Regions from separate parts of the Homo sapiens genome. Here region 2 is linked to region 1. A link is an interaction called in ENCODE POLR2A ChIA-PET data of the cell type or tissue named here. Cell type or tissue: PC-9. All regions are shown on one strand. Links, peaks and the distances in the headings refer to the core of each region. The heading gives the core; the rest is flanking DNA.

Region 1 (14,885 bases), core at 3,073-11,072:
TTTGGTTTTTTTTTTTTTTTTTTTTTTTTTGAGACGGAGTCTGACTCTGCGGTCCAGGCTGGAGTGCAGTAGCGTGATCTCAGCTCACTGCAACCTCTGCCTCCTGAGCTCAAGAGATTCTCCTGCCTCAGCCTCCCAAGCAGATGGGATTTCAGGCACACACCACCACGCCTGGCTAATTTTTCTAGTTTTAGTAGAGACAGTGTTTCGCCATGTTGACCACACTGGTCCTGAACTCCTGACCTCAAGTGATCAGTGAAATACAATTTTTAAAAAGAGAATAAAAGAACAGAAGAAAATTTTTCTCTGGATAATGGCAGTTTTTAGGTTTTTATTTTTTATCTTATAAGAGTTTAAATTCTTTTTATTTTTTAAAAAGTAAAATAAAAAAGAAAAACCAAAAAAGAAAAAAATTTAAATTTTTGTACTGACAAATAAAAATTGTATGTGTTCATTTGTTTGACATACTGCAGAAAGAATAATTTTTTTAAATGTGTGTATTTATAATGTACAACATAATGCTTTGATATGTGTACACACAGTGAAATGGCTAAATCAAGCTAATTAGCATATATATTACCTCACATTATGTATCTTTTTTTGTGGCGAGAACACTTAAAATCTACTCTCTTAGCAATCAAAATTCAAGTATACAGTATGTTGAACTTATTCCTGTTGTCTAAATGAAATTTTGAATGCTTTAAGCAACATCTCCTCAATCCCCCCATCCACTAGTAACCACTATTCTACTCTCTGCTTTTATGAGTTTGACTTTTTAACTTTTTAAATTTTTAATGTTTATTTTTATTTATTTTTATTTTATTTTTATTTTTTTTGAGATGGAGTCTCACTCTGTCACCCGGCTGGAGTGCAATTGTGTGATCTTGGCTCACTGCAACCTCCTGCAGTGATTCTCCTGCCTCAGCCTCCAGAGTAGCTGGGACTACAGGCACCCACCACCGCACCCAGCTAATTTTTTTATTTTTAGTAGAGATGGGGTTTCACCACATTGGCCAGGTTTGTCTCAAACTCCTGACCTTGTGATCCGCCCACCTCAGCCTCCCAAACTGCTGGGATTACAGGCATGAGCCACCGCGCCCAGCCAATTTTTATTTATTTATTTTTTTTGAGGCGGTGTCTTGCTCTGTTGCCTAGGTTGGAGTGCAGTGGTGTGATGACAGCTCACTGCAGCCTCAATATCCCAGGCTCAAGCAATCCTCCCACCTCAGCCTCCCCAGTAGCTGGGACTACAGGCGCACACCACTATGCTCAGCTAATTAAAAAAATTTTTTTTTTTTTTTGTAGAGAGAAGGTCTTGCTATGTTGCCCAGGCTGGTCTTCAAGTCTTGAGTTCAAGTGATCCTCCCACCTCAGCCTCCCAAATTGCTGGGATTACAGGTGTGAGTCACTGTGCCTGGCCGAGTTTGACTATTTTAGATTCCACATATAATGAATAATATAACTTTGAAGATTTTTATTTTCTCCATTCTCTTTTTTTTTTTTGAGAAGAGTTTCACTCTTGTCGCCCAGAGTGCAGTGGCATGATCTCTGCTCACTGCAACCTCCGCCTCCTGGGTTCAAGTGATTCTCCTGTCTCAGCTTCCTGAGTAGCTACGATTACAGGCACCGCCTACCATGCCCAGCTAATTTTTGTATTTTTAGTAGAGACGGGTTTCACCATGTTGCCCGGGCTGGTCTTGAACTCCTAACCTCAGGTGATCCACCTGCCTTGGCCTCCCAAAGTGCTGGGATTATAGGCGTCAGCCATTGCGCCTGGCCTCCATTCTGCTTTTCTGAATGTTTTATGTTTTTGGTAACGATCAGGCATTGTTTTGATGATGAGGAAAGGGGAAAGAAGGCCACAAACAAAATTTCAGGAGAGATTTAAGTTAGACCCAGATAACATTCCCAGCCCGTTGCTCTGGCTGGGGGGCTTGGGGGTCTGTGTACCGATGCTGCCTGCCCTCCTCCCCACAGGCAGAGAGGCGAGCTGTGAGGGCACCCTCCGGGCTGTGGACCCCCCTGTGAGGCACCACAGCTATGGGCGCCACGAGGGAGCCTGGATGAAGGACCCTGCAGCTCGAGACGACAGGATCTATGTCACCAACTACTACTATGGAAACAGCCTGGTGGAGTTCCGCAACCTGGAAAACTTCAAGCAAGGTCAGGGACCCCCGGAGGTGGAGAGGGGGCTGGGTATGGACAACCTGGGGAGGGGTCCTCATGGGGACTTGGCCTTCCTTGCCTTGTGGGTTTCTATGGTATAGGCTGGTTGAGCTCCAGATTGTTAGCCACCCCAAGGAGGGGGTTCTGGGCTGAGGGCACTGGGCTGGAGGCCCAGACAGACCCCATGGCACCCCGGTGTGCTAGCACCCTGCCAGGAACCAGAATGCAGCGGCAAACAAGAGAGACATGGTCCTGCCCTCACAAGTGTGACTTACCATCAAGGGGCCAATACTGAGTTTCCATTTGTTGAACGCTTACCCTGTGCTGATCTCGCCCCCCGTGTATCAGCTCTTGGTAGCTACATACCTCCAGGAGGTGGGGTTATCACCTGTTTTATAGGTGCGCAGTGTCTCAGGTCTTAGCGGAGCTGCAGGTCTGGGCAGGGGCCAGGATGGAGCTGACGGCACAGGGAAGGGCAGAATTCTGCTTATCAAACCTGGGGAATGATGCCAGGAAGGGGTCATTTAGATCTAGCCTGCCCTTCAGAAATGCACAGTCTGGTGGGGGAGGCAAAGGCTTAAAGAGACGATTTCAGTACAGCATTAGAGGGAGCACTGAAGGGGCTATGGGAACCCAGCCTAGAGATCAGGGAAGACCTTCCCAGGAAGGTGATGCTGAGCTGGGCCCTGGAAGAAGAGTAGGAGTAAGCCATGCGGAAGGGAGAGGGAAGGGTGTTCCAGGCAGAAGGCTGAGTACATGCAGAGGCCTGGCAATGAGAGGAAACGTGATGGCCTGGGGTAGGGGGGATGGTGACTGAGTAAGCTGGGGCAGGCCTGGTGAGCCAGATAAAGGAGTTTGGACTTAACCCCGAGAGCCATGGAGTCACAACTAAAGGCCTGGAACAGGCCGGGCGTGGTGGCTCACACCTGTAATCCTAGCACTTTGGGAGGCTGAGGTGGGCTGATCACTTCAAGTCAGGAGTTCAAAACCAGCCTGGCCAACACGGTGAAACCCCGTCTCTACTAAAAAATTAAAAAAAAAAAAAAAATTAGCTGGGTGTGGTGGCAGGCGCCTGTAATCCCAGCTACTTGGGAGGCTAAGGCAGGAGAATTGCTTGAACCTGGGAGGCAGAGGTTGCAGTGAGCCGAGATCGCACCACTGCACTCCAGCCTGGATGACAGAGAGAGACTCTATCTCGAAAAATATGAAAAAAATAAAGGCCTGGAACAACTGAAATCCTTCCTCCGCTAGCTCAAAATTGGCCGGCTTTCTGCTCAAGCAGCGCACAGGGTGGTGGAGGAAGCCAGTGATAAGTATCAAGATGAAGGCTTCTGTCTGGCTGCTACAGACGTGTCCTGGGGGGATAAAAGACAAAGGGTTATGGGAGGCTGGAGGAGAGGCCCCTCACTCAGGCTAGGGAGGTCAGTGAAGGTTTCCTAGAGGAGGTGACATTGGCCTGGGGCTCTGAAAGATGGGCAGGCATTCCCCAAGCAGATGGCCTGGGGAATGGCAGTCCTAACAGAGGAACAGCAGGGACGAAGGCCTGGAGACAAAGAATGGGGCTGATGTCACCCTGTGTCTAAATCCTAGCTGTGCCATTCCAGAGCTGGGCGACCTTGATCCTCTGAGCCTTTTTTTTTTTAAGCAGATGGGATGACGATAGACCTCCTTCAGGAGACGCTTGTGCCATAATAAGATGTCATCCCAGCTCCAGGCACACTGCACATGCTTGGTATCAGTCACTTACTGGGCCACTGAGAGCCCTTGGTGGGCTCAGGGGATGTGGGTGGGCTGGGGTTGCTCGGGAGGTCTGGGGTGACCATCGCCCTCGCCTGCAGGCCGCTGGAGTAACATGTACAAGCTACCCTACAACTGGATCGGCACAGGCCACGTGGTGTACCAGGGCGCCTTCTACTACAACCGCGCCTTCACCAAGAACATCATCAAGTACGACCTACGGCAGCGCTTCGTGGCCTCCTGGGCGCTGCTGCCCGACGTGGTATATGAGGACACCACACCTTGGAAGTGGCGCGGACACTCGGACATTGACTTTGCCGTGGACGAGAGCGGCCTGTGGGTCATCTACCCCGCCGTGGACGACCGCGATGAGGCCCAGCCCGAGGTGATCGTCCTGAGTCGCTTGGACCCCGGCGATCTCTCCGTGCACCGGGAGACCACGTGGAAGACACGGCTGCGGCGGAACTCCTACGGGAACTGCTTCCTGGTGTGCGGCATCCTGTATGCCGTGGACACGTACAACCAGCAGGAAGGCCAGGTCGCCTACGCTTTCGACACGCACACGGGCACCGACGCACGCCCCCAGCTGCCGTTCCTCAACGAGCACGCCTACACCACCCAGATCGACTACAACCCCAAGGAGCGGGTGCTGTACGCCTGGGACAATGGCCACCAGCTCACCTACACCCTCCACTTCGTGGTCTGAGTGGAGACCTGTGCTCCCCGGAGAGGGGCAGCAGTGCGGGAGGGGCTTTGCACAGCAGCTCCTGCAACTGACCCAGTCCGCAAATATTTATTGGGGGCCAGCCCAGGGCTGGGACTGGGCATGAGGTGGTCACCAGGATTGAGCTTCCTCAGCACCCAGTGGGTAATACTTGCTTCCACTTGCAGAGCACCGTGCCAAGCACTTCCCACACACTTACCCGTTTGATTCTCCTAGCACCTCCCTTGGAGGTAGAGATCATGAACCCATTTAACAGACGAGGAGACAGGCTCAGAGAGGCACCGTCCCTTGCCTAACACCTCAGTTGTGATCAGGCAGGCTGTGCTCTCAGGACAGCCCCATTTTAGGGATGAGGAGACTTCACCACGCCCTCCCCTCCCTGCCCTCCCCCATCTCCCCGGTCTCCCTTGTTCTCTCAACCCAGTCTCCCTTCCCAGGGCCACTCAGAACCAGAGGTCTTTAGGGCCAGTGTACTGGTGTGGGGTGGAGGCCCTGGCTCTGCCTGCCATCCTAGGGCCCTGTTCTGGCTGAGCTGTTGGTGGCCCTGGGCTTTGGGCCCCTTAGCCAATGTCCTTGTCTCTTGTCTTTGGCCAGCCCCCTCAGCCCAGCCCACCCCACCCGCTGTCCGGCCACATTCCAAACCTCTACCGTCACCTAGCTGCTGAGCAGAAACCGCACCCCGAGAGAAAATCCCATCCTCTGTTCCAAGGCCCCTGTCTGCTCTATGCTCATTTTTATTTTCTCTTATTCTTCATCAGTGCCGTCATTTGTTTCTGCAGCAGCAGCTGAGAAGGCAGCCGGCAGCTCTGCCAGGGTGGGGAGCTGAGCTGAGGCTCCCTCTCCACCCAGAAGCACTGGCGTTGTTCACATAGTCAGGCCTTGGGTCCCCTCCCTGGTTCATCCCAGAGCCTTTGGGCCTGGAGTCCGCCTTGTCCTTTTTCTCTGGGCTTTCAAACCCACAACCTTTACACACTCAGGGATACCTCCGGGTCTGCCATGAATAAGACCCTAGGCCCAAGTCTGGTGTGGTGCCAGGATGGCACAGTTTCCCTCTTCCTTGCCAGCCCTGACCTGGTCACTGGGCAGGCTGGCCCAGCAGCCTGGGGGCTGCAGAAGACATGGTGTGAGTAGTTGGGTCCAGGGGAGGCATCAGGCCTTCTTCTGGTTGCAGGAGAGAACCAGAGGGTGGGAACGGGGAGGGAAGAACTGAGGGTCTGCAGACTGGACTTTTCCTGGCTCGACCCAGGACTTGGGTTGAGGATGCACGGGGGCCACCTTGCCCGGGGCCACTGGTGGCTCCCCAGAGCCTCAGACCCACACAGCCCAGAGGACGAGGCCTTCAAGCCTGCCCCTCTTCTGCTTTTTTAGACAGTATTTTTAGAGCTGGAAAGAAATTTTCTAGCCCAACTCCCTGTTTCATGAAAGAGAAAAGAGGCTCAGAAAAGTTTAGAGAGCAGCTCAGTGTCACACTGGGAGCTGGGCACAGCCGATCTCCTTCCAGAAGGGTTCTGTCTGTATCCTTTATTCTCCGCACATGGAGGCTGCCCTACCTGGGAAGGCACCCCAGCACCTGTGAAGGACATTTACTGCTCATCCTCACCTGCCCCCTGGCCCTTGCTGCCTTCATTCTGTCCCAATGCCAGCTCCCTGGATGTCTGTATGTTTGAATACCAGTTGCCATGTTAGGAAGGTCAGCTGCACAGCCAAGAGTGTAAGAGTGTAAAGAAATGCCTTTTTTTTTTTTTTTGAGTTGGAGTTTTGCTCTTGTCGCCCAGGCTGGAGTGCAGTGGCGCGATCTCGGCTCACTGCAACCTCTGCCCCCTGGGTTCAAGCGATTCTCCTGCCTCAGCCTCCCTAGTAGCTGGGACTACAGCACCCACCACCACACCCAGCTAATTTTTGTATTTTTAGTAGAGACAGGGGTTTCACCACGTTGGCCAGGCTGGTCTCGAACTCCTGACCTTAGGTGATCCGCCCGCCTCAGCCTCCCAAAGTGTTGGGATTACAGGCATGAGCCACTGCGCCTGGCCAGCAAATGCTTTTTGTGCAGAATACACTTCTTTCAGGCATTGTCAGGTGCTGTTTTGTTTAAGCTCTAACTCACCCCTGGAATACAGGGGAATGATGACAACCAGCCCAGCCAGGCCTGACTCATCATGGTCACATCCAGCCCCCACCCCCGGCCAACTAACCACTGCAGGCTCCTCTTCCAGACTCACCAGGGGGCCTCGAGGCCCCGGCATCTCCCTTGGCCCTGGGTGTGGGTTTTACAAGACTGTGTCTTTCATGACATCATAGCCCAACCATGTGAGAAGAAGGAGAAGGCCCCCCTTTCTTCATTAATCTGAAAAAAAGGAAAGTGAGAATAGGCTGATTTTTAAAAGTTAAGGGGCAAGCAGCATTGCATTCTGGGGGAACGATCCTGGCCACAGCCGCCAAACAAACATTCACTAGGCCTCTTCTGTTTTCATACCCTTGTAAGTGGGTTATGTGGTGGGTATGGTCAGTTTTTTCTTTTTTCTTTTCTTTTCTTTTTTTTGAGACAGAGTTTCGCTTTTGTTGCCCGGGCTGGAATGCAATGGCGCGATTCAGCTCACTGCAATCTCCGCCTCCCGGGTTCAAGTGATTCTCCTGCCTTAGCCTCCTGAAAAGCTGGGATTACAGGGCCCTGCCACCAAGCCCAGCTAATTGTATTTTTAGTAGAGACAGGATTTCACCATGTTGGCCAGGCCAGTCTCAAACTCCTGACCTCAGGTGATCCACCTGCCTCAGCCTCCCAGACTGTTGGGATTACAGGCATGAGCCACCACGCCTGGCCAGTTTCTTCATTTTACATATGGTCACATTGGCGCCTAGAACAGTTAGGTCGCTCGTCACATAGGCAGTTAAGTGGAGAACCAGGTTTCAAAATCAGGTAAGAAAACCATCATCATTAACTGAGCACCAGCTGTGCTAAGCCTGCCACGGGCGTATCCTTGCAGCCTCACAACAGTGGGAGGTCTGTATCCTGAATGTCCTCATTTTACAGATGAGGACATTGAGGAGAAGAGACTTACCCAGGCTCACACAGCAGCTCAGCCTGTTCCAGGCGCTGGTCAGTGCGTGTTCTTTGCCACCAGCCTGTCACTCCAGTGGCAGCTCCAGAAACGGAGGCTGTTGCTTTTATCCCTAAACTGCATCCACAGAGAAGCCCCAAGAAGGAGGTTGGGGCCAGCTCATAAAAAGCCTGAATGCCAAGCCAAGGAGTGGATGCCTCCAGTCATATTTAGAACAAAGTCAAGTATAAATTTACAGAGAAAAAATTCTAAGACAGTTGGATGTTGTCCTGTTGGTGAGGAAGGGAAAGGTTTTTCTTGTAGGGAACTGGAACCAGCCCACAACTGCACACTTGTGAGCTGTCATGGAAACCTGATCCCCAACAGCTTTTGAGGTTGTTTGTTTGTTTGTTTGTTTACCTGTCTTGGGCTTTGTTGCTTTTGGCAAAAGGTACTTCAAACAAGGGAGGGCCTGGACTGAGGGGGACCAGGTCTTCTTGCTGACCTCGTCTACAAAGGCAAAGGAAGGCAAAGGAAGCTGTCTCGGGTGTTTCTGAACAACGTGACTCATGAGGGGCTTTGGCTACCTCTTGCGTTCCCCCTAGAGATGTCCAGGCCTTACATTTAATCGGCTTTCTCTGCGGTGGGGTAGAGAATGGAGCTCCCGCCTTGCGGGCAGTGCTAAAGGTGGAGCTGGGGGATTTTCCTGGGAATGATTTGAGGGCTCTTGAAAGCCCATGTGTTCCAAAGCGTCTTTAACTCTGGGATAGCATTGGAAGCCGCTGTCATGACAGGACATGGCACTGGATGGCTGGCAGAGAGCCCTGGCTGGGAGTTAGGGAGCCCTGGGTTGGAATCCAGCCCCACCTCTTTTATGCCACAGGTTTGGTCAAGTTCTCTCCCGCTCAGGGTAGGGCTGTGAACTCCCTCTTACAGCTAAGAACATGCAGCTTAGTGAGGACAAGACCCTTCTAGAGCTTTACCCCTAATCCCCCCCCAGGAGCCCCGAGGCCGGCATTATTCCTCCCCATTACAGGTGATGAGCCTCAAATTCAGAGAGCTTAAGCAACCTGCTCAGGGTCACGTCTCCAACAGGCAGTAGAGTCAAGGTATAAACCAGGTCTGTTTTTGTACCAGAGTCCCAGACTAACTGTTGGTAGGAATCTTGTAACCAGTCATGTTTTCTTCCTTGTTTTGGCCGCTGGGAAGCTCAAAGTCAAATTCGAGACCCTTTTTTTTCCAATTGTGCTGAGTCTCCTACTAGACTCGCTTCATTCTAGCTTTCTGCTTTTACCTTTACCCTAATCTTTTTATTTTTATGCTATTGTACTTTATTTTTGTAAGTTGCTGAGATATCTGTTTTGCAACAAGATGGGCTATATCTAAATAAAGACATGATCAAAGGTTTGATTTAAAAGTCTGGACTAAATGCTGTGGTCCATATCTTTATCAGAACACATACATTTAATAACTTTTAAAACAAATAATTTGTCGGCTGGGCATGGTGTCTTGCACCTGTAATCCCAGCACTTTGGGAGGCTGAGGTAGGTGGATTACTAGAGGTCAACACAGCACAGGAGTGCACACTCACAAACAACTGTGCAAGAGCATAAGCCTTAGAATCTGTCAAACCAGGGGTCGAACTTGGGGAATTTGCTTGGGGTCTGACCTTTCTCCTATTAAAATGGAGAAGATCATATTGTATATATTCTAGAGTTCGAGACCAGCCTGGCCAACATGGTGAAACCCTGTCTACCAAAAAATACAAAAATTAGCTGGGCATGGTGGCACGTGCCTGTAGTCTCAGCTACACGGGAAGCTGAGGCAGGAGAGTTGCTTGAACCTGGGAGGTTGCAGTGAGCCAAGATGGCGCCACCACACTCCAGTCTGGGTGACAAAGCAAGACTCCATCTCAAAAAAAAAAAAATAATAATAAAAAAGTAAAAAAAAAAATTCATGATCAGGCATTGGAAGGAACTGATGGTGTGGAAAAATGAATGGGGTAGGTGGATGGGAGATTAAGTACGCTGTTAGCTGAATGGGAATTGGAGGCCGGGCATGGTGGCTCATGCGCGTAATCCCAGCACTTTGGGAGGCTGAGGTGGGAGGATCACTTGAGACCAGGAGTTCAAGACCATCCTGGGCAACATAGTGAGACCTCCTCTCTACAAAAAATAAACAAAAGTAGCCAGGCGTTGTGGCATGCAAAAAAATAAAAATAAAAAATAAAGAGTTTGTTATGAGAACTGGCATTGTTGCTACACTGCCGATGGAACTAATTGGAGTGGTGAGCTGTGCAGAATCCAACTGAGACTGAAAGCCAGACCCCGCCGAGTGGAGAAGACAAGCCAGGTGTTCCCAAAGGTGTTCAGACACTAGCCTCGGCCCCTTCCCTGCCTTCCTGTGCCAACTGCAGAGAGAGGTGCAGGGTACACTCACTCCTGGGTCAGAGAATGTGGGGCCAAGGGAAAGGTAAGGAAAAAAAAAAAAGAAAAAGAAAAGAAAGGCTGGCAGGGTGCTGTGGCTCACACCTGTAATCCCAGCACTTTGGGAAGCCAAGGCAGGTGGATCACGAGGTCAGGAGATCGAGACCATCCTGGTTAACACGGAGAAACCCTGTCTCTACTAAAAATACAAAAAAAGTAGCCAGGCGTGGTGATGGGCACCTGTAGTCCCAGCTACTCGGGAGGCTGAGGCAGGAGAATGGCATGAACCCGGGAGGCGGAGCTTGCAGTGAGCCGAGCTCGTGCCACTGCACTCCAGCCTGGGCGACAGAGCGAGACTCCGTCTCAAAAAAAAAAAAAAAAAAAAGAATGCTTTCCTAGGAAAAAGAGCGTATCATGGAATTGGGGAGGGGACCTTGGAGGTCGCATAGTCCCATGTGGCCCAAACTGCAGTCATTCACAACCCCTCTTGGTGATTTTTCCCATTTCCCTTTTCCAACTTCAGCATGACTTACTGTTTCTCTTTCAGATGATTCCATTCTTTTCACTAAAATGATTTTAGTAAAATTAAAGGAAACTTTATTTAAAAAATGCTTTTAAACAAATGTTTAAGGAGGAAGATGTATATTACAATAGTAAAAAGAAAGCCAGTGGCAATGACCACAAACTGGGATGCTACATTGACAACAAGCACCACAGTTGCCTTCCAATACAGACTGTATCCACTAGCCCTCAGGCCCCATCGCCCTTCGTTAAAAAGGAAGATTAGAGGCCAGGTGTGGTGGCTCACGCCTGTAATCCCAGCACTTTGGGAGGCTGAGACAGGCGGATCACCTGAGGTCAGGAGTTCGAGACCAGCCTGGTGAACACGGCGAAACCCCGTATCTACTAAAAATACAAAATTTAGCCAGGTGTGGTGGTGCGTGCCTCCCAGCTACTTGGGAGGCTGAGGCAGGAGAATTGCTTGAACCCGGGAGGCGGAGGTTGCAGTGAGCCAAGATTGCGCCACTGCACTCCAGCCTGGGTGACAGACCGAGACTTCATCTCAAAAGAAAAAAAAAAAAAAAAGGAAGATTAGCAAGTGTTTACGGGACGTCAAGGGTACAGTGGACAGAAAGTGGCAGCAAGTGGACACTGTCCTCAATATACTCAGAGAGATGGAATGGATGGAAAGGGAACAGCTCTCTCCCATATGATTCAGGCCCTCACATGGCAGCTTAGAGGAGCTGTCTCAACTACTCATGGGTGGACTTGGATTAAGACCATCTCCACCCCCACATACACAGATGCACAGATGCCCACAGACACACTTGCTCAGCCAGACCTCCCTCCGCAGCCTCCCCCAGTGGGAGGCCAGATTTGGCAGACCTGGGCACTGTCCCTGTAGCCCCTGGCAATGATAGGGGTCCTGCTCTCCATAGACACACCAACCAGAAACATAACAGCAATGCCACTCCACCACTGCAGTGGCCACTGGAGCCACATCCTTCTCACCCTGCACACACCCCTGGGGCTGACTCTAGTCCCATGCAAGCCAAAATGGCTGGGCTTTGGGTGACCTGGATCATGACATCGCTCCTTGAGCCCTTCACCAGCCTGTCCCATCTGCTCCCCACTACCCCATTTTTCCTGGCTTAAGACCCCAGCCAGAGGTCCAGCGTGGTGGCTCACACTGGTAATCCCAGCACTTTGGGGGCCTGAAGCGGGAGGATCACTTAAGCCCAGGAATTTTTAGATCAGCCTGGGCAACACAGTAAGACCCTGTCTCTGCAAAATACTAAAAAATTAGCCAGGCATGGTGGTGCATACCTATAGTCCCAGCTACTCAGGATGCTAAGGTGGGAAGATCACTTGAGCCTGGGAAACAGAGCAAGACTCTGTCTTTTTTTTTTTTTAAAACGGAGTCTTGTTCCGTCCCCCATGCTGGAGTACAGTGGCACGGTCTCAGCTCACTGCACCCTCCGCCTCCTGGGTTCAAGAGATTCTCCTGCCTCAGCCTCCCACATAGCCGGGATTACAGGCACCCACCACCAAGCCTGGCTAATTTTTGTATTTTTAATAGAGAAGGGGTTTCACCACGTTGGCCAGGCTGGTCTTGAACTCCTGACCTCAGGTGATCCACCTGCCTCGGCCTCCCAAAGTGCTGGGATTACAGGCTTGAGCCACCATGCCTGGCCACTAATTACTATTAATTTATGAGTTTACCTGCTTCACATCCATCTCCCCTCTGTGAGCTCTGTGAGAACAGACCTCGTTCCCCACTGTGTCAGCACCCAGGAGATTCTCAACGTATGTCCTCAGATAACCAACTGATGTATGTTGAAACCTTGGGCAAGTTCCTACATGAACTCCTGAGCCAGCCACCCTTGGCTCTGAAGCCATGGCCGCTGCACAAGCTACACTTCTTTCATTTATTTGTGCAGCAATATTTGTTAAGTCAGGTTCCACACAGAAATCTCTAGAATGCCATCTCAGATCATGGAGGCTGGAGAGCAGACAGGATATTAACGGCGACTCTCTTCATCTTGCGGTTCTAGGAAAATGAGAAAACCCATCTTCAGAGAAAAACACCTGCCTAAAAACCCCCACCCCAGTCTGCAACTACAAAAAAAAGCTGTGGCCTTTCTCTTGTCTGTGGCAATAACACTCACAGCACTGGATATGGCAGGCACACGGCTGGCTGTGCCCTGATCCAGTGTTCAAGGCAAGCCTGTGGCCCACAGAGGCTGAGGCCATAGAGCTCTGTGGGCTCGGGGGCTGGACAGGCTTATCTCTGACCTTTATCATCCTGGCGGACAACATCACATGCCAAAAAGAGCAGTCACCGGGCGATTGTGAGTAAGCTCTTAGCCTGAGGCTCAGTGCACGGTGGGCGTTCAGGAAGTGGTGGCCACTGTCAGGGTTGTGACCAGGTGGTTCTCTGCTCAGAGCATCTGCTCTCTGTCCTGGCAGGTCTGCATGTCATGTGCTGTGGGCTGTGCACCATGACACATACCTTCCGTGTGCCAGGCTCAGAAGCACCATGTTCAGCAAGTCCCTTCCCTGCCCTTGAGAGCCTGCTGGGAGCAGGGAAGCCACACTCAACCACACCCTCTCGCTGAGCTTTACTGCTGGAAGAGTGGAGAGCCCGGGGCCTCCATGTGCCTTGCTAAGGAGTGTGGGCTGCTCCCGGAGCCACAGGAGCCATGGGAATCCGCACAGGAGCCACGGAGCGGCCCACACCTCCCAACCAGCTTTGGATCAGGGCAAGGGAGCCTCCCCTGGTCACCTCAGGTGGTACAGTCCTCGAGAGGGCCCTCTCTGCTCTTTAGACTTTTTTCCTGCGACTTCAAGGTTCCAAATCTCCCCGTGGCCAGTGTGGGAAAGGAATGAGTAGGAACCATCTGCAGGAGCTACATCGTCCAAGCCTTTGCTCTAAGCCAGGTGTGGTGCTGATTCTTTATGGCACTATCTCATTGAATCCTCCCAGTAGCCCCATAAAATTGGTACCGTTGCTGCCCACATTTCACAAATGAGGAAACTGAGGCACAGGCTGCTACAGTGTTTAAGGCCACCCACACAGCTGGAAGTGGCTGAGCTGCAGTGCCACCCTCTCAAAAAGCTGCACCAATCGTCCTCGACCTCAGCCCACATAGGCTCATGTCAGAATCACTGGAGAGTTTCAAAAGATGCTGGTGCTCAGACGCCACCCTGGACCATATACCAGTCCGTGGGAGCGAGGACCAAAATTTGGAGGGTTTTATTTAGTTTTATTTATTTGTTTATTTATTTCGAGACAGGGTCTCACTCTGTTGCCCAGGCTGGAGTGCAGTGGTGCAATCATGGCACAATGCAGCCTCTACCTCCCATGCTCAGGCTATGCTCCAGCCTCAGCCTCCCAAGTAGCTGGGGCAACAGGCACACACCACCATTCCCAGCTAAGTTTTTAAAATTTTTTTATAGAGATGAGGTCTCACTATGTTGCCCAGGCTGGTCTCAAACTCCTGACCTCAAGCCATCTTCCTGCTTTAGCCTCCAATGTGCTGGAATTACAGGCATGAGCCATGGTGCCCAGCCGTTTTGGGCGGGTTTTATTTATTTATTTAGAGACGGAGTCTCACTCTGTTACCCACGCTGGAGTGCAGTGGCGAAATCTTGGCTCACTGTAAACTCTGCCTCCTGGGTTGAAGAGATTCTCCTCCCTCAGCCTCCTGAGTAGCTGTGATTACAGGTGCACACCACCACACCCAGCTAATTTTTGTATTTTTAGTAGAGAGGATTTCACCGTGTTGGTCAGGCTGGTCTCGAATTTCTGACCTCATGATTTGCCAGCCTCGGCCTCCCAAAGTGCTGGGGTTACAGGCATGAGCCACCGTGCCCAGCCTAATTTTTGTATTTTTGGTAGAGACAGGATTTCACCATGTTGGCCAGGCTGGTCTCGAATTCCTGACTTCAGGTGTTCCACCCACCCCGGCCTCCCAAAGTGCTGGGATTACAGGCATGAGCCACTGCGCCCGGCCCATTTTGGGTGGGTTTTAAACGCTCCCCAGGAGATTGTGCCATGCATTCCAGGTAGAGGCCCCCTGCCCATCACCCTCCTGGCACTTGGAAGGAGCACCCCGCAGCTGGTGTGGACCCGGCATGGCAGGGCGAATCTGGGGGCTGATGCATGCACCACAAGTCAGAGAAAGAAGAGGTGTATCGGATCCCAGGCTGTACCCAGGAAAGCAACCTCTGGGTTGGCTGCCGCAGAAGAAGAAACCAAGAGAGCAGGCCCTAGCCTGGCGTGATAGCCTTTCC
Region 2 (14,885 bases), core at 2,817-10,816, 380 kb before region 1:
GTGGGTGGATTGCTTCAGGTCAGGAGTTCAAGACCAGCCTGGCCAACATGGTGAAACCTCATCTCTACTAAAAATGCAAAAATTAGGTAGGCGTGGTGGCAGGAGCCTGTAGTTCCAGCTACTCAGGAGGCTGAGGCAGGATAATCACTTGAACCTGGGAGATGGAGGTTGCAGTGAGCCGAGATCGCACCACTGCACTCCAGCCCAGGCAACAGAGCGAGACTCCATCTCAAAAAAAAAAATTCTATCAATATGAAGGCCAGGTGCAGTGGCTCACTCCTGTAATCCTAACACTTTGGGAGGCCGAGGCAGGCAGATTGCCTGAGCTCAGGAGTTCGAGACCAGCTTGGCCAACATGGTGAAACCCTGTCTCTACTAAAAATACAAAAAATTATCTGGGCATGGTGGTACATGCCTGTAATCCCAGCTACTTGGGAGGCTGAGGCACAAGAATCACTTGAACCCAGGAGGCAGAGGTTGCAGAGAGCCAAGATCAGGCCACTGCATTGCAGCCTGGGTACCAGAGCAAGACTCTGTCTCAAAAAAAAAAAAAAAAAAGTTCTATCAATATGCAGGTTCCTGAATCTCTGTAGGGTTTTTCTCTCACCCTCTAACAGAGATATGTCTGACTAGGGCCCCCAGAGAACAATCCACTCTCTGCCCACGGGGTCAAATGGACATAGTGTCATCAATGGAGTGGATGAATGGGATGTTTGGCAGAATGCCAAGCCCGTATGAACTTTGCGACACAGAACAGGAGAACTGACATAGCCCTGGAGTGAGACAATAAATGTGCTTTACTGCCCTTCTCTCATAAATGCAAACTACTTTTTTTTTTTTTTTTTTTTAGATGGAGTCTCACTCTGTCGCCCAGGCTGGAGTGCAGTGGCACATTCTTGGCTCACTGCAACCTCTGCCTCCTGGGTTCAAGTGATTCTCCTGCCCCAGCCTCCCAAGTAGCTGGGGCTACAGACACACACCACCACGCCCAGCTAATTTTTTGTATTTTTAGTAGAGATGGGGTTTCACCATGTTGGCCAGGCTGGTCTCAAACTCCTGACCTCAGGTGATCTGCCCGCCTAGGCATCCCAAAGTGCTGGGATTACAGATGTGAGCCACCGCACCCGGCCTGCAAACTACTTTTGATCCTTCTGACTGATAGGAACTCAAAAGAATGCATTTGCCAAACCAAGAGCCCCATGCCAAGTGACTGAGGCTGTGTTGATCTATTCTATATTGGGACTACACGTTGGCTAAGTTTATGGCCATTCACCATCATCCACCATGATCCATGTGGCTTTTGCAGAGACAGGGGTAAATCAAAGAGTGCAGTGCTGGGGTCTCAGGTAGTGAATCCACTCTAACAAGCCCGACTCCCTGGGCCATCTGACCTATTCTTCAATACTCTGCTAAAGCAGCACCAGCATCTCCAGCTCAACTCCTGTAGGTCATTGTCATGTCCAAGCTTCCAGGAGCCACCCCAACAACATATCAGGGCTTCCTCAAGGTGTCTGGGCCAGTACACTAAATCCTGAGTCATAGGTAAGGACACCCAGACCAATGAACTCACCCCTCTCCTACCTTGTGTTACAGACCCCAGTACAATGACCTCAAGATCCACCTCTAGGTGTTCTTAAAACTCCTGTTGATCTGTATTAGCCAGATCCTGCAATTCTCTCCAAAGTAAACTACCCTTTCTGGAAAGTATGTCTTCACTTAGGCTGTGCTACGATTTACTTTTAGCTATTAGTCTGGAGGCAATAAAGGGAGGTGTGATTGATGGAATAATGGCCCCCAAAGACACCCAGGTCTTAATCCCTGGAACTGGTGAACGTTACCTTCTACAGCAAAAGGAACTTTACTAATGTGATTAGGTTAAAGATGTTGAGATGCAGAGATTGTTCTGGCTTACCTGAGTCACTCCTAAATATCATCACACGTGTCCTTATAAGAGGGAGGCAGAGGGAAACTTGACTGCAGAAGAGGAGAAGGAGATGCAATGACAGACATGGCTTTGAGGATGGAAGAAGGAGGCCAGGCGCGGTGGCTCACACCTGTAATCCCAGCACTTTGGGAGGCTGAGGCAGGTGGATCACTTGAGGCCAGGAGTTCAAGACCAGCCTGGCCATCATGGCAAAACCCCATCTCTACTAATAATACAAAAATTAGACAGGTAAGGTGGCCCACACCTGTAGTCCCAGCTACTCGGGAGGCTGAGGGAGGAGAATCCCTTGAACCCGGGAGGCAGAGGTTGCAGTGAGCCAAGATCGCACCACTGCACTCCAGCCTGGGGGACAGAGTGAGACTCTGTCTCAAAAAAAAAAAAAAAAAAAGAGAGAGAGATGGAGGAAGGGGCACAAACCAAGGCATCCCAGCAACCACCAGAAGCTGAGAGAGGCAAGGGAACAGATCCTCTGCCCCAAGCCTCCAGGAGAAGCCAGCTGCACCAGCGCCTCGGCTTAGCCCAGAGAGACGGGTTTTGGACTGTGGACCTACTGAACTGGAAGAGAGAAATTTGCGTTGTTTTAAGGCACTGAGTTCATGGTGATTTGTTACAGCAGCCGTAAGAAACTCGTCCAAGAGGAAAGTGTGGCTATGGCTCTTGAGAAGGACGAGCGTGTTGCAAAGTCTCTTCCCCAGAAAGGTCTTTGCAAGCTCTCCAGGGAGAAAATTATAAAAGCCTGATGTGCTTTGCAAGAGGGAAAGAACCACTTTTGCTGACCCAGAAGGTTCAAGGGGAAACCTTTGGATTAGGTTTTCAGGTGCATCCATCCAAACGGCTCCATCCTTGGCCTCGAGATCCCACTCCTCCCCTATCAGGACCCTGACTTTAGCATAGGACACAAGCCTAACCACTCAATCTCCACAGAAGCTGTACTGTCCTTCCAATCAAATCCAGGGCCTGATTTTTAGTGCCTAAAGAAATTAAGTTCCTTGGCCGGGCGCAGTGGCTCAGGCCTGTAATCCCTGCACTTTGGGAGGCCAAGGCAGGCAGATCACGAGGTCAGGAGTTCAAGACCAGCCTGGCCAACATAGTGAAACCCCATCTCTACTAAAACTATAAAAAATTAGCTGGGTGTGGTGGTGGGCGCCTGTAATCCCAGCTACTCATGAGGTGGAGGCAGGAGAATCGTTTGAACCCAGGAGGCAGAGGTTGCAGTGAGCCGAGATCGCGCCATTGTACTCCAGCCCAGGCAACACTGCGAGACTCCATCTCAAAAGAAAGAGAGAGAGAGAGAGAGAAAGAAAGAAAGAAAGAAAGAAAGAAAGAAAGAAAGAAAGAAAGAAAGAAAGAAAGAAAGAAAGAAGGAAAGAAAGAAATTAGGTTCCCTTTAAACACTGGTCTTTCACAGAATGCCCTGAGCTATCTGGTCTAGGCCAGTCATTCTCTTTCTTCAAGGTGTCCAAGGCAATGGACAAGAGCCAGCCAACCCCATAACGTGTATAATTGTCAATGCTGCCATATTGCTGAAGTGCTAGAGCTAGTGCATAACCCAGTGTGTTCCTGTCCACCTATTCCTCATCCCATTCCACCATGTGTCCGATTGTGATGCTTTAGCATGCCGGACATGATCGCTGCCCCTCTTACCTGTTGCCATGGGCTTTTGTTGCCATTTGATGAGTGATGAGTGATCCAATTTCAGAATCTCATTCTCAGGGTTTGTTTTCTAGTGAACCATTTCCTGTACAAACTGTCATAGTTCTTTGCAGAAAAATTATTTTGAAAAGAATAAACTTGTAAAAAGCAGGAGAACAGAAGTAAGACTATCTGGAAGAGAACAATCACTCTAATTAATTAAATTCTTGATATATTTCTCATTTCTAGAATAATAAACTGACATTGAATTGATACATGAAAAGCTGGTGAAAGATTCAAAACAATAAAGGTTTAGCAAAAAAATAAAGGGATGGAACAAGTTGAAAAAATACGAAAATAAACAACATAACTATATACATATATATATATATATATTTTTTTTTTTCTTTGAGACAGGATCTTGCTCTTTTGCCCAGGCTGGAGTGCAGTGGTGTGATCATGGCTCACTGCAGCCTCACCTCGGGGGCTCAAGTAATCCTCCTACCTCAGCCACCCAAGTAGCCAGACTACAGGCTCACACCACCACACCCAGCTAATTTTTCTATTTTTTGTAGAGATGAGGTTTTGCATGTTGCCCAGGCTGGTCTCAAACTCCTGAGCTCAAGCAATCCTCCCGCCTCAGCCTACCAAAGTGCTGGGATCACAGGCATGAGCCACTGCACCTGGCCGCCAAAATATTTCTTATTGAAGTAGTCATTAGTCTGTTCACCAAATATTTCTAGACCTATCTTCAGAGGACATGGTAGGTTAAACTTCCTGGATCCCTTTAGACTGGGTGGTACTCAAGAATAGGGAACAAGCTGGGCACAGTGGCTCACACCTGCAATGCCAGCACTTTGAGAGGTCAAGGCAGGAGGATGGTTTGAGCCCAGGAGTTTGAAACCAGCCTGGGCAACACGGTGAGACTCCATCTCTACAAATAAGAAAAAAAAGTTTAAAAAATTAGCCAGGTGGGCCAGGCACGGTGGTTCACGCCTGTAATCCCAGCACTTTGGGAGGCCAAGGTGGGCGGATCACGAGGTCAGGAGATCGAGACCATCCTGGCTAACATAGTGAAACCCCGTCTCTACTAAAAATACAAAAAATTAGTTGGACGTGGTGGCGGGCGCCTGTAGTCCCAGCTACTCGGGAGGCTGAGGCAGGAGAATGGCATGAACCCGGGAGGCGGAGCTTGCAGTGAGCCGAGATCACGCCACTGCACTCTAGCCTGGGTGACAGAGCAAGACTCCGTCTCAAAAAAAAAAAAAAAATTAGCCAGGTGGGCCGGGCGTGGAGGCGCACACCTGTAATTTCAGCACTTTGGGAGGCCAAGGTGGGCAGATCACCTGAGGTCAGGAGTTCGAGACCAGCCTGGCCAACATGGTGAAACCCTGACTTTACTAAAATACAAAAATTAGCCGGGCATGGTGGCACATGCCTGTAATCCCAGCTACTCATGAGGCTGAGGCAAGAGAATTGCTTGAACCTGGAAGGTGGAGGTTGCAGTGAGCTGAGACTGTGCCACTGCACTCCAGCCTGGGTGACAGAGCGAGACTCTGTCTCCAAAAAAAAAATTAGCCAGGTGTGGTAGCACTTGCCTATAGTCCCAGCTACTCAGGAGACTGAGGTAGGAAGGTCACTTAAGCCCAGGAGTTTGAGGCTGCAGTGAGCCATGACTGCACCACTGCATTCCAGCCTGGGTGACAGACCAGTCTCACACACACACACACAAAATATGTGTCACTTCAGGGCTGGTGCATTTAAATGCCAGGGTGGGTTCCTCTGGAGCTTTTTTTTTTTTTTTTCCCCAGCCTCAGTGACTCCTGACACTCTGGATGATTTCTGCTGTATCAGCCTGAGTCCCTTGATTAGGGCCCTTTTGCCACAAGAATAGAACTTCCCCATGATGGATGTAGCATGAACAAAACAAAGCCACAAAACTACTATTTTAAGGCACTGAGATTTTAGAATTGCTACTGCAGCATGTCCTAGCATGTCCTGACTGATACAGGAACCACATGAAGATTCATGAGGAAATATGCTTTCTGAATGTAAAATATTTTTATGAGAAAATTAAATCACACTAGACCCTTAGCTTACAACAAATCAAACATTCCTTAAGATGCTACTACAGAGACAAAATCAAAATCAGTCGACTAAAATCTTCAACAGCCATCCTATTCACTTCAAATTTCTTTCCTTTTTTTTTTTTTTTTTTTTGTTTTTGAGACAGGGTCTCACTCTGGTACCCAGGCTACAGTGCAGTGGTGCAATCTTGGCTCACTGCAGACTCGACCTCCTTGGCTCAAACAATCCTCCCACCTCAGCCTCCCGAGTAGCTGGGATGACAGGTGCATCCCACCACACTGGCTAATTTTTGTAATTTTTTTTTGTAGAGACAGGGTTTCACCATGTTGTCCAGGCTGGGTTCAAGTGATCTGGCCACCTCAGTCTCCCAAAGAGTGAGTCAATCTGTTTGACCCGGGCATTCGGTTCCCTTATTGGAGGAGCCTGGGTTATATCCCCACCTGTGGCAGTCAGAATTCTGAAGATGCCCCCTTCAATCCTGCAGGATTTCCATTGTTGGTTATTCAACCAAACACTAACCTAGGTGCTGCCATGAAAACAAATACAAAACAAATATGCCACTCCAGGAGGATAGAGCGGGGTCGGCCCCTCCCAGCACCACAGGAACTGATCATGGAAGAGGAGGCTCCACAAAGAAAACCAGTTGCTGGCTGTGCATGGTGGCTCATGCCTGCAATCCCAGCACTTTGGGAGGGCAAGGCCAGGAGTTCAATACCAAGTCTAGGCAACATAGCAAGACCCCATATATATCCATATATATGTGTATGTATATATTAGCCAGGCATGGAGGTGCATGCCTGTAGTCCTAGCAACTCAAGAGGCTGAGTTGAGGCCCTGCGCGATGGCTCGTGCCTGTAATCCCAGCACTTTGGGAGGCCAAGGCGGGCGGATCACGAGGTCAGGCATTCTAGGTCATCCTGGCCAACATAGTGAAATCCCGTCTCTACCAAAAATACAAAAATTAGCTGGGCATGGTGGCGCGTGCCTGTAATCCCAGCTACTCGGGCGGCTAAGGCAGGAGAATCACTTGAATCAGGGAGTCGGAGGTTGCAGTGAGCCGAGATGGCCCCACTGCACTCCAGCCTGGACGACAGAGCAAACTCCATCTCAAAAAAAAAAAAAAAAATGAGGCTGAGGTGAGAGGATGGCTTGAGAACAAGAGTTCAAGGACTGCACCCTACTCTCCAGCCTGGGCAACGAAGACCATGTCTCTTAAAAAAAAAAAAGAAAAAGGAAAAAGAAAGAAAGAGAGAAAGAAAACCAGGTGCTGTTTCCAGAAGGAGCAGGAAAGCACTGGGCAGGGTTGACAGTGTCGAAGCTGAAAATGCATTCCCCATGGCCCAGCACCCCGACACAGCCAGGCTCTCACCCAAGCATCGGACCCATTCAAGGAGGGGCCTTGGCCCCCTTTGTTTGTGCCCAGGGCCATGCCCCTACAAGGCGCCAGTTGTTTCCTGTGCTCCAGGAATCCCTCCAGCTCTCCCCCAACTCTTCTCGCCATCTTCGGCTTCTTCAGTTTTCACCCCACTACTCAGGTGTCCAGAAAATTCCCTACACCTGGCCAGCTCCCGGGGCCTGACAGGGTGCAGGTTCCGTGTAAACTTTCAGCAATCATGGAGCAGAATCCCTGGAAGTGGCGGCAGGAGGAGAAGCAGGTCAGCCAAGCTGTTCCGGGCAGGGTCCCCTGACGTCACACATCCCATCCTTGACACAGTTCCGTCAGCAGCCAATAGGAACCCCATTTCTCAGAAGAAAAAAATCAAGGCATGAGGGAGATAAATCCTTCCCCAAGGTCAGCACATTCATTCTTCCCCTTCCAAGCGACGGAAACCCAATTCAACCTGGCGTAAGAAAAAGCGGAGGCCAGTCGCGGTGGCTCACGCCTGTAATCCCAGCACTTTGGGAGGCCAAGGCGGGTGGATCACCTGAGGTCAGGAGTTTCAGACCAGCGTGGCCAACATGGTGAAACCCCGTTTCTACTAAAACTAAAAAAAAAATTAGCTGGGCGTGGTGGCACGCGCCTGTAATCCCACCTACTCGGGAGGCTGAAGCAGGAGAATCGCTTGAACCTGGAAGGCGGATGTTGCAGTGAGCTGAGTTCGTGCCATTGCACCCCAGCCTGGACAACAAGGACAAAACTCCGTCGGAAAGGAAAGGAAAGGGGAAAGGGGAAATGGCGGAGAGGGGAGTGTGGATTCAGGCTACCTGGAGGTCAGCGGCTGACTTCAGGCCCCCATCGGTTCAGGCACTGGGGAAGTCTTCGTTCCCCTTCTGCCTCCCTCTTTGCCTCTGTGTTTTCCTCTCTGTCTCTGTCTCCCACCTCCTCCTCCTCTCAGGATTTATTCCCTCCCATTGCAGATGGATACAACAGGAAACGCAGCCTGTGGCAAAGACAGAAACCTGGTTCTCTTTGGGGCAACAAAATGCCCAGATGATAAATGACATTTCTCAAATTCCTTTGCAACCAGTGATACATAAGCACAAGTATTCTGTAGTACATCTGGGAAGGTTGCCTGAAGGGAGCTGATACCGCTGGAAGAAGAAACTCTTAGGCCCTTACCTACCTTTCCTCCTTCCTGTTGCCTAAAACATAAGTGCAATGGCTGGAGCTTTGGCAGCTATTTTGGGCCATGAGGTGAGATGGAATGTCTCAGTGAGTCACATGAGACCTGGACTGGCCACCATCAGGCTTCTTTTACATTAAAAATAATAATACATCTTTACCTGTTTAAGCCACTTTTATTTGGAGCTTTCTGTTGTGTGCAGTTAAACTTAACCCCATGACATGGGGCCACCAGCAGCTCCAGCTTCACCTTCCCAACTCAGAAACCCCAGGGTCAGGACCACTGCTCTTCTCACTTCACACCAAAGTGTCAGGCAAGGCGAAGCGCTGAACTGCACGGCTGGGCCGTGACTGGAGGAACAGCCGAAACATGGCTCAGGCGCATTCCCGGGGCATTTTATGTTACTTGTTGGTTTGCTTTTGAGGAGAGGCAGCTGGAGTGGAAACCCATGAATGGTGGGAGAAGATAACTCCCCAAGAGAAGCAGGTGGGATGGACATAAGAAATGATGGGTGCCTACGGCAGCCAGCATGTGGTGAACCCATTTGTGGGGCTCACAGGCCGGGAGCTCTGCCCTGCTCGGCAGTGTCTCGGTCTTACTGGAGGGCTTCCCTGGCCATCCTGTCAGGTGCCCCCATAGGTGCATCTCACCTCTCCCAGGGAGGTCCATCGGGAGGCCTCCATGTAGGGGGTCAAGAAGACAAAGGTGTGGAGGGCTCCAAGGTCAACTCTAGGGAGCACATCTCAAGCCAGCACTGTCAACTGCTTGCAGGAGGCCAAACAGACCTGGGGTCAAAGCCCACCTCAGCCACTTCAGCTGTGTGGCCTTGGATGAGCTGCTTCACCTCTCTGAGCCAGCACGCCAGTTTCCTCATTTCTTCCTCTGGGTCTGTCTGTACTCTCTCCCAGCTCTCCACACACCTGGAATTCCCTCTTCTTCCTCTCCTGTCATCTACCCTCCCCAAGAGGCCTACCTCCACAGCTCCAACCACACCCAGCCTGGGACCTAGCCTAGCGAGCCACTGAGCCCTAGGATGTGTCAACACTCCCCTTGATTCCGGGGCACTTCACATGGTCTAGGAAACAATTACACTTTCAGATTTTCCAAACGAGGCCAGGTGCAGTGACTCACGCCTGTACTCCCAGCACTTTGGAAGGCTGAGGTGGGCAGATCACTTGAGGTCAGGCGTTCAAGACCAGCCTGGCCAACATGGTGAAACCCCGTCTCTACTTAAAAAAAAAAAATTAGTCAGGCGTGGTGGCAGGCACCTGTAATCCCAGCTACTCAGGAGGCTGAGGCAAGAGAATCACTTGAACCTGAGAGGCAGAAGTTGCAGTGAGCCAAGATCATGCCACTGCACTCCAGCCTGAGCACAGAGCAAGACTCTGTCTAAAAAAAAAAAAAAGGAAAAAGAAAGTAGAGGTCAGTGTGCTTGTTGGAAGAGAAAGAAGGGTAGACAAGGAAGGGAGGAAGCCCCCAGCTTCCTTGCTAAAACACATAGATGGACAAAATCCTGCTGGAGCCCAGAGGGAACCACTCCCACTGCCAGGAGGGGCTGGGGAAGCCACCAGAGAGACCAAGCTGAGGCTTGAGGTACAACTAGGAACTCTCTAGAATTTCTGGACCTCCACTGGGTGGAGAAACAGGGGAAAGACAGTTCAGGCGGAAGGTGTGAGGCATGGGCGGGAGAAAACACGGCATGCCTAGGCTTTCGTGGAGGACTGGTGCAGCCCGAGAGGAGGCTGTTTGGAGAACTGAGGGGACAGGGAAAGGGGTGAGGACTTGGAAAGGACTTCACGAGCCGGGCCAAGGCCTCGGGACTTTCTCCCATTGATTTCAGGGAACACCCAGTAGGTGCTCACTAAGCCTTGGTTGAAGGAATGACTTGATTGATTGTTGAACCCGACTCGGAGGAGGGGACCCCAAGTCCCACCACTGAGGGGTAGGAGCTCTGGGACCCCATCCCCAGCCCAGGCCCCCAAGCAGCTGCTCCTCCCCCTCCCACAGACTCCAGCCTGGATGTTTTTCTCTGCGCTTGATGAAGTTAAAATAAGCCCTCTCTGGGGTGAATCGCAGGCGTTCAAATTGGATTGGCACAAGGACGTCGAGCAGTTGGTGGCAGGAGCCAGGGGACCGGAGAGCAGGTTTTCGCTGGAGGGGACATGAGCTTTATTTCCCTCTTGGTTGCTGATGAGGAAGCAGCTGTCCTTGCCTGATTATTTTTACCTCGAGTCACAGCCGCTGCCACCGAGCCCCACCTGCGCCCGCCTGCCTGCCAGGGCCAGGTGAGGAGCCCACCGCCCTGGCCCGGCTCTGCTGCAAGCTGCGAGCTCCACCTACCGCCACCTCCACTCAGGACCCAGCAGCAGCCCCGGCCTCAGGCCCAGACCCTTCCACACCACAAAGTGCTCACTGTCCAGAAGAGAGAGACCCAGAGCAGCCTTAAGAATATTTGAGACAAAAAAAAAAAAAAAGGAAAGAAAAAAATGACCAATTCCGCTCTTCTAACACAATAACTAATTCCTTCTTTTATTTTAGTTCAGACTTCTAGTTTGAAAAATTAAATGTAAATATCCCTTTACCGTTAACCAAGAACTCCAACTCTGTCATGTTGTTCTACTCTTGAAAAGCCCAAGAGGTGAGTGTCATTAGCTTCATTTTAAAGTTGAGGAACTGATGGAAGGCCGAGGTGGGCAGATCACTTGAGGTCAGGAGTTCGAGACCAGGCTGGCCAACATGACAAAACCCTGGCTCTAGTAAAGATACGAAAATTAGCCAGGCACAGTAGCGTGTGCCTGTAATCCCTAGCTACTTGGGAGGCTGAGGCAGGAGAATCACTTAAGCCTGAGAGGCGGAGGTTGCAGTGAACCAAGATCGCACGATTGCACTCCAGCCTAGGCAACAGAGTGAGACTCTGTCTCAAAAAATAAAATAAAAATAAACTTGAGGGAACAGAGACTCACAGGGGAAGTGACTTGGCTTAAATCACACAATAAGAGAGTGGGAGAAAAGAAATCTGAACCCCAGTTTGTCTGACTCCAAATCTTGTGCACCATTCACTGTATTTTTAAGTCTTTGTCCATGTATCAGTTAGGAATGCTGTCAGCTTCAAGTAACAACAACAGTGCATTAAATAAATGGGGGCTTCTTTTCCTCACATACCAAAAAAAATGTTGGTAGGTGGTCTCCAGATTGGGGAGCAGCTCAGTGATGTCACAGACTCAGGGTCTTTCAATCATGCTGCTCCACTATCCTTTTTGACATACTAACTGCCTCATGGACACAGAAAAGCTACTGCAGCTCCAGCCATCTCACATGCATTCAAGGCAGAAGGAAGAGGGAAAGGGGATAGTGAAAGCTATGACACACTCTCTCTCTCTCTCTGTTTCTTTTTTTTTTTTCTGAGACAGAGTCTTGCTGTGTCATCCAGGCTGGAGTGCAGTAGCACCATCACAGCTTACTGCAGCCTCCACCTCCTAGGCTCAAGGAATCCTCCCACCTCAACCTCCCAAGTAACTGGAACTACAGGCATGTGCCACCATACCTTGCAAATTTTTTTTATTTTTTTGTAAAGATGGGGTCTTGCTATGTTGCTCAGGCTGGTCTCAAACTCCTGGGCTCAAGCAACCCTCCTGCCTTGGCCTCCCAAAGTGCTGAGACTACAGGGTTACAGGCATGAGCCGCTGTGCCCAGCCAACAACCCCTTTTCACAGGAAAGCAAAATAGTTCCCTAAATTCCCCCAGGAGACTTTGGTTTACATCTCAGTGGTAACATGACTACCCACAACTGCAAGGGAGGCTGAGAAAGCAAGCGTTTCTGGACAAAGAAGAAGGGCGGTGAGGACAAATGCTGGGCAGTCACCAACAGTATCTGCCAGGCTGCATCAAGTTGTACTTAGTTGCAATTATACAACACATAATTTTTGTTTTCTACTTTTCTCTTTTACTATTAGATCATTTGCAGTTTCCTTATCACTATGTCGTTTCTATAATTCTCATTAATGGCTTAGTACTTCTTCAAGTGGATGGTTCTGATGTATTTGTTGGACATTTATGTTGTTTCCGATTTTTAAAATATTATACATAATGTTATGATGAATATCTTCATGCAGCATGTATTTTCCATGGAGCACAATTATTTGCGTCAAGAATTTTTTTTTTTTTTTTTGAGATGGAGTTTCACTCTTGTTGCCCAGGCTGGAGTATAATGGCACGATCTTGGCTCACTGCAACCTCCGCCTCCCAGGTTCAAGCGATTCTCCTGCCTCAGCCTCCTGAGTAGCTGGGATTACAGGCATGCACCACCACACCCGGCTAATTTTGTATTATTATTTTTTTTTTAAATAAAAACGGGGTTCCTCCATGTTGGTCAGGCTGGTCTTGAACTCCTGACCTCAGGTGACCTGCCCACCTTGCTCTCCCAAAGTGCTGGGATTACAGGCGTGAGCTACTGAGCCCAGCTGGGTCAAGGATTTTAACATTTGTTGGTGCTCTTAATACATTACTCTCTTGATTTCCAAGAGTGTTGTGCTATTTTCCATGTAACTCTACTTCAGTGTATTGAGTTCACCACAACTGTGCCAGCACAGAGTTTTATGATTTTAAAAAGGTTTTCACCAAATTCGTATCATAAAATGTTACCATCTTATGATGGTTTACTTTAAGAAGAAGGAGGGGAATCAGGGGAAGATATATTGGTGTTCTGTGTGCTATTCTTGCAGCTTTTCTCTGGGTTTGATAATTTTCAAATTAAAAATTGGGAGACAAGAGGTCTGTCTCTGCCTAGGGCAGAGTCTGGATCATTTCCCAGGTTCCTGGGCCAGCAAAACATGAGCAGGGCCTGTTTCAATAAAATGCTATTGTTTTTATTCCTATGATGAAAACTAAGGAAGAAGGTTTTTCCCCATGTATTTTTCACTTTATATTTGTGTTTCACTTCGTACTTTTTTACTTTATTTTTGTATTGGTGAAGTATTTGTTCACTTCTTTATTTGGTGAAATATTTGTTTGTTACCTGGAGTAAGAGATTCACTTTTTCAGGCATGGCCATGCTGAGACTGGTATCAACTCTGGGCATGTTACAACTCAACTCTTTCATTTGATTGCTTCCTGGGAGGAAGGTGGGGTAGGGAATAGGATCCCAAGTCACAGATGACAGAACCGGAGCTCAAGAAGTTCATGTAGCTACTAAGAGGCAGGGCCTCCAACTCCAAGTTTTGTGGGGTTTTTTTTTCTTTTTCTTTTTCTTTTTTTTTTTTTTTTTTCTGAGACAGAGTCTTGCTCTGTCATCCAGGCTGGAGTACAGTGGCACGATCTCGGCTCACTGCAACCTTCACCTCCCGGGTTCAAGAGATTCTTCTGCCTCAGCCTCCCGAGTAGCTGGGATTACAGGTGCCCACCACCACACCTGGCTAATTTTTGTATTTTTAGTGGAGATGGGGTTTCACCATGTTGGCCAGGCTGGTCTTGAACTCATGACCTTAGGTGATCTGCCCACCTCAGCCTCCCAAACAAGTTCAGTGTTTCTCTTCCACAGTATTGCTTGCATTAGTTTGTTCTCACACTGCGATAAAGAAATACCTGAGACTGGGTGATTATAAAGAAAAAAGGTTTAGGCTGGGTGCATTGGTTCATACCTGTAATCCTAGCACTTTGGGAGGCCAAGGCAGAAGGATCATTTGAGCTCAGGAGTTTAAGACCAGCCTGGGCAACATGGCAAAACCCCATCTCTACAAATATATATATATATATATATATATATATATATTAGTATATATTTATATATATATTATATATATGATATTTATATATAATAATATAATATATATATTTATATATATTAGACAGGTGTGGTGGCATGCACCTGTAGTCCCAGCTACTTGGGAGGCTGAGGTGGGAGGATTGCTTGAGCCTGGGAGGTCGAGGCTGCAGTGAGCCATGTTTGTACCACTGCACTCCAGCCTGGGTGACAGAGTGGGGAAAAAATAAAAAAGAAAAGGAAAAAAGGAAAGAGGTTTAATTGGCTCACAGTTCCACAGGCCGTACAGAAAACATGGCAGCTTCTCCTTCTGGGGAGGCCTCAGGAAGCTTTTACTCATGGCAGAGGGCAAATCGGAAGCAAGTGTTTTACATGGCAGAGGCAGGACCAAGAAAGAGAGAGGGGGGAAGTGCTAGATACTTTTTTTTGTTTTGTTTTGTTTTTGAGATGAAGTTTCGCTCTTGTCGCCCAGGTTGCAGTGCAGTGGCGCAAGCTCAGCTCACTGCAACCTCAGCCTCCCAGGTTCGAGCAATTCTCCTGCCTCAGCCTCCTGAGTAGCTGGGATTACAGGTGCCTGCCACCACACCTGTATTTTTAGTAGAGACGGAGTTTCACCATGTTGGACAGGCTGGTCTTGAACTCCTAACCTCAGGTAATCCACCCACTTTGGCCTCCCAAAGTGCTGGGATTACAGGCGTGAGCCACCACACCCAGCCAGTGCTGGATACTTTTAAACAACCAGATCTCATGAGAAGTCCGTCACAAGAACAGCACCAAAGGGATTGTGCTAAATCATTTATGAAGGATCCGCCCCCATGATCTAGTCACCTTCCACCCGGCCCCACTTCCAACGCTATGAATCACAGTTTGACAGGAGATTTGGGTGGGGCACAGAGCT

Evidence for each region. ChIA-PET counts read pairs that join two places held together with the same protein. Peaks named below come from ENCODE experiments on the same cell type or tissue, not always from the same donor. Only the 100,000 strongest peaks of a DNase experiment are listed, where the experiment ranks them.
Region 2: POLR2A ChIA-PET joins it to region 1 with 37 read pairs; 2 of 35 experiments call an interaction of 5 or more read pairs at or near these places.

Annotation. Positions count from the first base shown.
Region 1 is chr9:124,805,804-124,820,688 of GRCh38, forward strand. OLFML2A (olfactomedin like 2A) reads left to right here. Exons shown (of 8, transcript NM_182487.4): 7 at 1,978-2,163; 8 at 4,005-9,079. The coding sequence ends at 4,609. Among named protein-coding and RNA genes, the nearest start is that of OLFML2A, 36 kb to the left of the region's middle. RefSeq lists enhancers at 5,405-5,905, 5,906-6,408, 6,910-7,411. In PC-9, for the core only: no CTCF peak of the experiment used is centred there; DNase peaks (open chromatin) are centred at 5,248 and 6,838; H3K4me3 peaks cover 426 bases; H3K27ac peaks cover 3,569 bases.
Region 2 is chr9:124,431,020-124,445,904 of GRCh38, forward strand. LOC105376270 (a long non-coding RNA gene) reads right to left here. Exons shown (of 3, transcript XR_007061771.1): 3 at 7,889-8,046. Among named protein-coding and RNA genes, the nearest start is that of ADGRD2, 12 kb to the right of the region's middle. RefSeq lists an enhancer at 8,817-9,317. In PC-9, for the core only: no CTCF peak of the experiment used is centred there; no DNase peak of the experiment used is centred there.